Regions from separate parts of the Homo sapiens genome. Here region 1 is linked to region 2. Evidence: read pairs that join two places in POLR2A ChIA-PET (ENCODE). Cell type or tissue: endothelial cell of umbilical vein. All regions are shown on one strand.

Region 1 (4,000 bases), 150 kb after region 2:
CATTTTAACTTAGTTATTGAATAGTAAGCCTAACCATAACCAAGCCTGGTTAATAAATCAACACAAAACAGAAAGAATTTCTACAGGAAAAAAAAAAGTGGAGTAATTCTTTTTCCTCTCATTTTTCTCAAAGAAAATTTCCTATTTTCTTGGTACAAACAGGGGAAACCCTAAACACACATCTTGAAGAAACACAGAAACACTCAAGCGTGGCAGAGGAGAATGCCCATAGAACACCATTCTCTTGAACTATTCTCCATTTACCAACCAGTAAAGGCTAAACTGAAGATACCTGCTGGGCATGGTGCCATGAGCCTGTGGTCCCAGCTACTCAGGAGGCTGAGGTAGGAGGAGTGCTTGAGCCCAAGAGTTCAAGGGTGCAGTGAGCTGTGACTGTGACCCTGCACAGCAGCCTGAGCAACAGAGCGAGATTCCATCTCAGATAGATATAGGTGAGACAGACAGATAAAATAAAAACTAACTGAAGATAACTACAAGGCCTTACAACACTGCACAGTGTACAGAAAGAGAATTTTCTGACAATGTGGTGAACCTTTATTTACGGACACCAAAAAAACCTAGACTAGGAAAGAGACATTAGTGGGAAAACTGACAAAATTCAAATAAGGCCTGTGAATCAGTTAACAGTACTGATTCTATATTAATTTCCTGATTTTGATAATGTGGCTATGGTTATATAAGATGTTAACATTAGGCCAGGCACGGTGGCTCACGCTTGTAATCCCAGCACTTTGGGAGGCCAAGGCGGGCGGATCACGAGGTCAGGAGTTCAAGACCACCCCGGCCAACACAGTGAAACCCCGTCTCTGCTAAAGATACAAAAATTAGCTGGGCGTGGTGGTGGGCGCCTGTAATCCCAGCTACTCAGGAGGCTGAGGCTACAGAATCGCTTGAACCCGGGAGGCGGAGGTTGCAGTGAGCCGAGATCGTGCCACTGACTGCACTCCAGCCTGGGCAACAGAGCTAGGCTTCATCTCAAAACAAACAAACAAACAAAAAAGAAGACGTTAACATTAGGGGAAACTTGGTGAAAGGTATAGAGGGATTCTCTAATATTTTTGCAAATTTTCTGTAAGTCTAAAAAGATTTTTTAAAATCAGGTATAAAAAATATTAGTGATGAATCTAGGTGAAGGGCATAGGTTTATCAACTGTGCTTTCTTGCAACTTTTCAGCAAATTTCATTTTTTTCTTTTTTCTTTTTTTTTTTTTTGAGATAGAGTCTCGCGCTTGTTGCCCAGGCTGCAGTGCAGTGGCGTGATCTTGGCTCGCCGCAACCTCCGCCTCCCGGGTTCAAGCAATTCTCCTGCCTCAGCCTCCCAAGTAGCTGGGATTAAAGGCATGCACCACCACGCCTGGCTAATTTTGTATTTTTAGTGGAGACGGGGTTTCTCCCTGTTGGTCTGGCTGGACTTGAACTCCCGACCTCAGGTGATCCACCCGCCTCAGCCTCCCAAAGTGCTGGGATTACAGGCATGAGCCACCGTGCCCGGCCAAATTTTTCAAAATAGAAAAAAAGAAAATATACATTTTCAAAGAGAAAAAAAGAAAATATACATTTTGGTAATTTTTTTTTCATTGTTGTGGACTGGCTACCTTTAAAAATCCCACTGCTACCAGGTGCAGTGGCTTATGCCTGTAATTCCAGAACTTTGGGAGGCTAACGTGGGGAGATCACTTGAGGTCAGGAGTTCGAGACCAGCCTGACCAACATGGTGAAACCCCATCTCTACTAAAAATACAAAAATTAGCCAGGCATTGTGGTCCGTGCCTGTAGTCCCAGCTACTCTGGAGGCTGAGGCAGGACAATCACTTGAACCCAGGAGGTGAAGGTTGCAGTGAGCTGGGATCACGCCATGACACTCTAGCCTGGGCAACAGCGCGAGACTCTGTCTCAAAAAAAAAAAAAAATCCCATTGCCCTTTAATCTAGCACCTAAATTATGCTCACACAGTATTTCTAGGGAATGAAGATGGTATGAACAATGAAGAAATTTGCTAAAGATAAGTAACAGAGAAACTTTGAGCATACTTTAAAACGTTACTCTCCATTGCTAGTCTAGTGCTATACCCAACAGACCACACTGCCAAGTACTTTGAAGCACTGAATAATGTTACTAATGACCCTCAAGAATCTATGATTATTCGGGACTCTCAATGTTCCTGTCAACTTCTCTCAGCCTGTTAAGTGTAAATTTTTCGAGCTGCCAGTAACACAAAATCTATTGCCACTAAACAATCAAGAGTGTTTCTTGCTGCTTCCTACACTGTGCCAGATAAGGATGCTGTAATCAGCACTCAACTGCAATTTGGCCACTGATGCAGGAGGCTAAACAGGCTCCTTCTGTGGTACTGGAGAGAGTAAACACCATCCTTGCCAGGAAAGCAGCAGGATAAGACTTGCAAAAATAAAGCCTGTGAGCAGCCCGTTGCTTTTCCTGATAGTAACTTGAGTGAAGGCTTCCTTTACTGACTACAGTATTGCTTCAGAACATCACAAATTGATGTTTTTTAGACTTAGAAATTAGATATAGTTATCTTCTCTCATTAATGCAACAAGTGCCAGTGTGCAGTGATAAAGAGGACAACTTGGCAATTTAGAGAAATTCATAATTGTAAATATTTAGTAATCAGCTGCTGCATGAAGCTAAAATAAATATAATTTACAAAAATTTGGTTCAACTCAACCTATCAGAAATAAACATAGTATGTGTGAGACAAGGAATTACTGCAAAGATATTACACAGGAAAGATAAAGGAAATAAAAGGTTTACCTCAAGAAAACAACTACAAAAAACAATTTTTTATTCTTAAATCTAGTTATTCATGCTTATTTGAAGATTGACTAACATCCTTTAGAAGAAAAACTGTAGGTATGATTATGACTTTTACTTAAATTCACATACTTAAAAATCAGCAAGTTGGACTTCATCAAAATGAAAAACTTTTGTTCTGCAAAGATACTGTTATGAAAATTAGAAGGCAAGCCACAAACTAGGGAAAATATTTGTGAAACATATATCCAACAAAAAATTAATATTTAAAATCTAAAGAACTCTTACAGATTAAGACAAACAACCTAACTAAAAATTGGAGCCAGGCACGGTAGCTCACACCTGTAATCCCAGCACTTCGGGAGGCTGAGACGGGCATATGACTTGAGGCCAGGAGCTGGAGACCAGCCTGGCCAACATGGTGAAATCCCATCTCTACTAAAAATACAAAAAATAAGCCAGGTGTGGTTGTGCTTGCCTGTATTCCTGGCTACTCAAGAGGCTGAGGCAGGAGAATCGCTTGAACCCGGGAGGCAGAAGTTGCAGTGAGCTGAGATCACGCCACTGCACTCCAGCCTGGGCAACAGAGTGATACTCTGTCTCAAAAAATAAAATAAAACAAAATAAAAATTGGGCAAAAAGCCTAGGCAATATAAGGAGGCCCTGTCTCTACCAAAAAAAAAAAAAAAAGAAAGAAAGAAAGAAAGAAAAAAAAAATCAAATTAGCCAGGTGTGGTGGAGCGCTCCGGTGGTCCCAGCTACTTGAGGAGAATGAGGCAGGAGGATTGCCTGAGTCAGGAAGGTCAAGGCTGCAGTAAGCCGTGATTGTGCCACTGCACTCCAGCCTGGGGAACAGAGACCCTTTCTCAAAAAAAAGAGGTGGGGGGAGGGGGCCCAAAATATTCACAAAAGAACTTTTCCGAATGGGTAATAAGCACATGAAAAGATATCCAATATGATTAGTCATTAGGTAAGTGTGTACTGAAACCACAACATGGCCAGGCACAGTAGCTCACGCCTGTAATCCCAGCACTTTAAGAGGCAAGAGGATCGCGTGAGCCCAGGAGCTCAAGACCAGCCTGGGCAACATGGTGAAACCGTCTCTACAAAAAAAAAAAAAAAAAAAGTATTTCGGCTTGGTTGCGCATGCCTATAGTTCCAGCTACTTGGGAGGCTGAGGTGGGAGGATTGCTTGAGCCCAGGAGGT
Region 2 (4,000 bases):
TAAGTGAGGCCAATGAAGGTAAGCAGAAATGCAATTTCCAGAAATTCCCAAAAGGGAGGGGCATGCTCTTCTTCACTCCTTTTTCTTTCTTTCTTTCTTTTTTTTTTTTCTGGAATCTTAAAATTTATTTTGCCATTTTCCATGGAATATAATAAGAACACCATAAAAATGTGTATCAGTACATTATAAAATTGTAAAGCTTATATTAGTAAAATCTTGAAAAGTAAACTATAGAAATAGCATAAAACAGCAGAGTTCGACATTTGAGCAACCCATTGTCTAAGAAAGCATTGTCTTAGTCCTTTTGCGCTGCTATAACAGATATCTGGGACTGGTTTATTTATAAAAAATAAAAATTTACTTCTCTCAGTTCTGAAGGCTGGGAAGTCCAAGATCAAGGTTCCAGCAAATTCTGTGTCTGATGAGGGTCCAATTTTGGTTTCCACAATGGTGGCTTGAAAGCTGCATCCTCCAGAGGGGAGGAACACTGTCCTCACTTGGCAGAAGGCAGAAGGGCAAAAGGGCCAACAGCCATGGGAAGCCTCTTTCATAAGGGCACTAATCCTGTTCATGAGGGGAGAAGTCCTTATGATATAATCACCTGTTAAAGGCCCCACCTCTTAATACTATCACATTGACAACACCTGAATTTTGCAGGGGACACATTAAAACCATAGCAGCATAGATCTTACTTTCTTTTTTTTTTTTTTTTAAACTGAGTTTCGCTCTTGTTGCCCAGGCTGGAGTGCAACGGCCCAATCTCGGCTCACCGCAACCTCCGCCTCCCAGGTTCAAGCAATTCTCCTGCCTCAGCCTCCCGAGTAGCTGGGATTACAGGCATGCACCACCACGCCCAGCTGATTTTTTTTTGTGTGTGTGTTTTTAGTAGAGATGGGGTTTCCCCATGTTGAGGCTGGTCTCGAACTCCTGACCTCAGGTGATCCGCCCACCTCAGCCTCCCAAAGTGCTGGGATTACAGGCATGAGCCACCGCGCCCGGCCGCATAGATCTTACTTTCTTACTCGATTTCAGACATTGAGGTGTCAGCAACATACATAACTACCAGATATTACCAGAAAAAGATGATAACAGAAATTTTGTTAACAGATGTTAGGAGAAAAAAAAAAAAGCAGTCTCCCTACCACAAAATCTTGTCAGGGCCTTCAAAAGCTTCACTCCTTTTTCTTTTCAGTTGAATGGAATGTTATGTAATGGTCTTGGATTTCCTGAAGCTCTTCTGGACCATGATATTACCTTAGGAATAGAAACTACCCATTGTAAAGCAACAAGGTAAAATGATCTTGGAGCTAGGTATGGTGGCTCACACCTGTAATCACAGCACCTTGGGAGGCCAAGGGGGCAGACTGCTTGAGTCCAAAATACTCCAACGTGGTGAAACCCTGTCTCTGTGGAAAATACAAAAAATTTGCTGGGCATGGTGGCACACACCCAGAGTCCCAGCTACACAGGAAGCTGAGGTAGAAGGATCCCTTGAGCTCGAGAGGCACAGTTTGCAGTGAGCTGAGATCGTGCGACTGCACTCCAACCTGGGTAATAGAGTGAGACTGTCTGAAAAAAAAAAAAAAGATATTGGGTCCTTGATACCATGGAGTACCTTAACAATAATGGACAGATTTCATGAGAGAGAAATACTTTTCTATCTTAAATCACTTATATCATGCCATTGCGCTTCCAGCCTGGGCGACGAAGCAAGACTCTGTCAAGGGAAGGGGAGAGGAGGGGAAGAGAGGGGAAGGGGGAGAGAGAGAGAGAAAGGGAGGGAGAGAAGGAGGGAAAGAAGAAAGAAAGAAAGAAGAAAGAAAGACAGACAGACAGAAACAAAGAAAGGAAGGAAGGAGAGAGAGAGAGAGAAAGAGAAAGAGAAGGGAAAAGAGAAAAGAAGAAAGAAAGAAAGAAAAAGAAAGAAAGAAGGAAGGAAGGAAGGAAAGAAAGAAAAGAAAGAAAGAAAAAGAAAGAAAGAAAGGGGAGGGAGGGAGAGAGGGAGGGATGGAGGGAGGAAGGAGGGAAGGAGGGAGGGAGGCCAGAGTGTGGTGGCTGAAAGGAAGGAAGGAGGAAGGAAAGAGAAAGAAAGAAAGAAAGAAAAGGAAGGAAGGAAAGAAAGAAAGAGAAAGAAAGAGCAAAGCCAAGCCAGAGTGCAGTGGCTCATGCCTGTAATCCCAACACTTTGGGAGGCTGAGACGGGTGGGTTACTTGAGTCCAGGATTTCAAGACCAGCCTTGGCAACATGGTGAAAACCCATCTCTACAAAAAAATGCAAAAATTAGCCAGGTGTGGTGGCAGATACCTGTAGTCCCAACTACTCTGGAGGATGAGATGGAAGGATCACTTGAGCCGGGGAGGTGGAGCTTGCAGTGATCTGAGATCATGCCACTGTACTCCAACCTGTCTCAAAAAAATAATATTAATAAGAGAAAGAAATAAGAAGGAAAGCAAGCAAGGAAACAAGCAAGAAAGGGGCTGGGCATGGTGGCTTATGCCTGTAATCCTAGCACTTTGGGAGGCCAAGGCGGGCGGATCACTTGAGGTCAGGAGTTTGAGACCAGCCTGGCCTATATGGTGAAACCTCGTCTCTACTAAAAATACAGAAGTCAGCCCAGCGTGGTGGTACACGCCTGTAATCCCAGCTACTCGGGAGGCTGAGGCAGGAGAATTGCTTGAACCTAGGAGGTGGGGGTTGCAGTGAGTCGAGATCACGCCACTGCCCTCTAGCCTGGGTGACAAAGCGAGACTCCTTCTAAAAAAAGGAAGGAAGGAAGGAAGGAAGGAAAGAAGGAAGGAAGGAAGGAAAGGAGAAGGGGAAGGAAGCTGAATCCTAAACCAGGGAAAGCCACAAAGGAGCATGACTCATACCACCAAACCCTTCAAAAGTCATGAACTGGTGGCACCAGGTATCTCTGGAAGTAGAGGTAGAGATGGGGCCAAAGACAGAAGAATTGACCAAATTGAGCTCAAGAAGAGATAGATTCCCCAAATCTCTCCTCAACCCCGTGCAGTTGGGGGACTTCCCCTGCACAGCTCAGGCAGCAGCTGGGAGTTCTCTCCCTGGGGGACACCAGCTACAGCTGAACGCGAGAGCACACAGTGCATGAAACAGGGGGATTAGTGAAAGTTTCCATACTGCAGGTTGAGACATTCCAGCACTTGGTTCCCAGAATGCTGGTGGCCACATGCTCTCCCCAGCAAGCAATTGAAGAAACCCCATCCATGGAATTTGACCAGGCCAGGAGGAAATACCCTACAGAAACTCACTTCCTAAAATAAGAGCCCAGTCAGATGGTCACAGAGCGCGACCCAGTCTCCAGCACCTGCTGCACAGTCAGAGCCTCTCATTGGCTTTTAGCGCCCAGTCTTAAGTTTGAACAACTAGGACTGCTGGGCTTCTGAGGAAGGGCTCTGCCATGAATGGCCAAGACCCAAACTAACCAAGAGAAAGCCAACTGGGAGGAAACAGATGGAGCGGGAGAAAAAACCACCTCCCGAAACCGCTACTCTCCTCTAGTAAATGATTAAAGATACACCCTGTGGAGCAGGACCAGGACGTCACTCCAGCCCTCTTTCTCCACCTGAACATGTGCGCTCTCCTGCCTCCACACACTTGCCCTGGGCTCCTTCCCCAGGTCTTCACGTGGCTGGCTGCTGTATCGCCTCAGAGAGGCCTTCAAGGACCACCCACTCTGAAAAAGCCATTCCAGCCACCCCCTAATGCAGGAGTGGGCAAACTTTTTCTGTGAAGGGTCAGATAGTAAATATTTCAGGTGCTGTGAGCTGTATATGGTCTCTGCCACGACCACTCAGCTCTACCACTGTGGCATAGAAGCAGCCAGAGAAGATCTGTAAACAAGGGACTGTGGCTATGTTCCAATACAACTCTATTTATGGCCGGGCGCAGTGGGTCACGCCTGTAATCCCAGCACTCTGGAAGGCCAAGGCGGGCAGATCACTCGAGTCCAGGAGTTCGAGACCAGCCTGGACTACATGG

Evidence for each region. Peaks named below come from ENCODE experiments on the same cell type or tissue, not always from the same donor. Only the 100,000 strongest peaks of a DNase experiment are listed, where the experiment ranks them.
Region 1: POLR2A ChIA-PET joins it to region 2 with 9 read pairs; 3 of 35 experiments call an interaction of 5 or more read pairs at or near these places.

What each region holds. Positions count from the first base shown.
Region 1 is chr12:2,900,796-2,904,795 of GRCh38, reverse strand. The region is part of intron 1 of TULP3 (TUB like protein 3); the gene reads right to left. Among named protein-coding and RNA genes, the nearest start is that of TULP3, 12 kb to the right of the region's middle. In endothelial cell of umbilical vein, no CTCF peak of the experiment used is centred here; a DNase peak (open chromatin) is centred at 2,345.
Region 2 is chr12:3,049,231-3,053,230 of GRCh38, reverse strand. No RefSeq gene overlaps it. Among named protein-coding and RNA genes, the nearest start is that of TSPAN9, 26 kb to the left of the region's middle. In endothelial cell of umbilical vein, no CTCF peak of the experiment used is centred here; no DNase peak of the experiment used is centred here.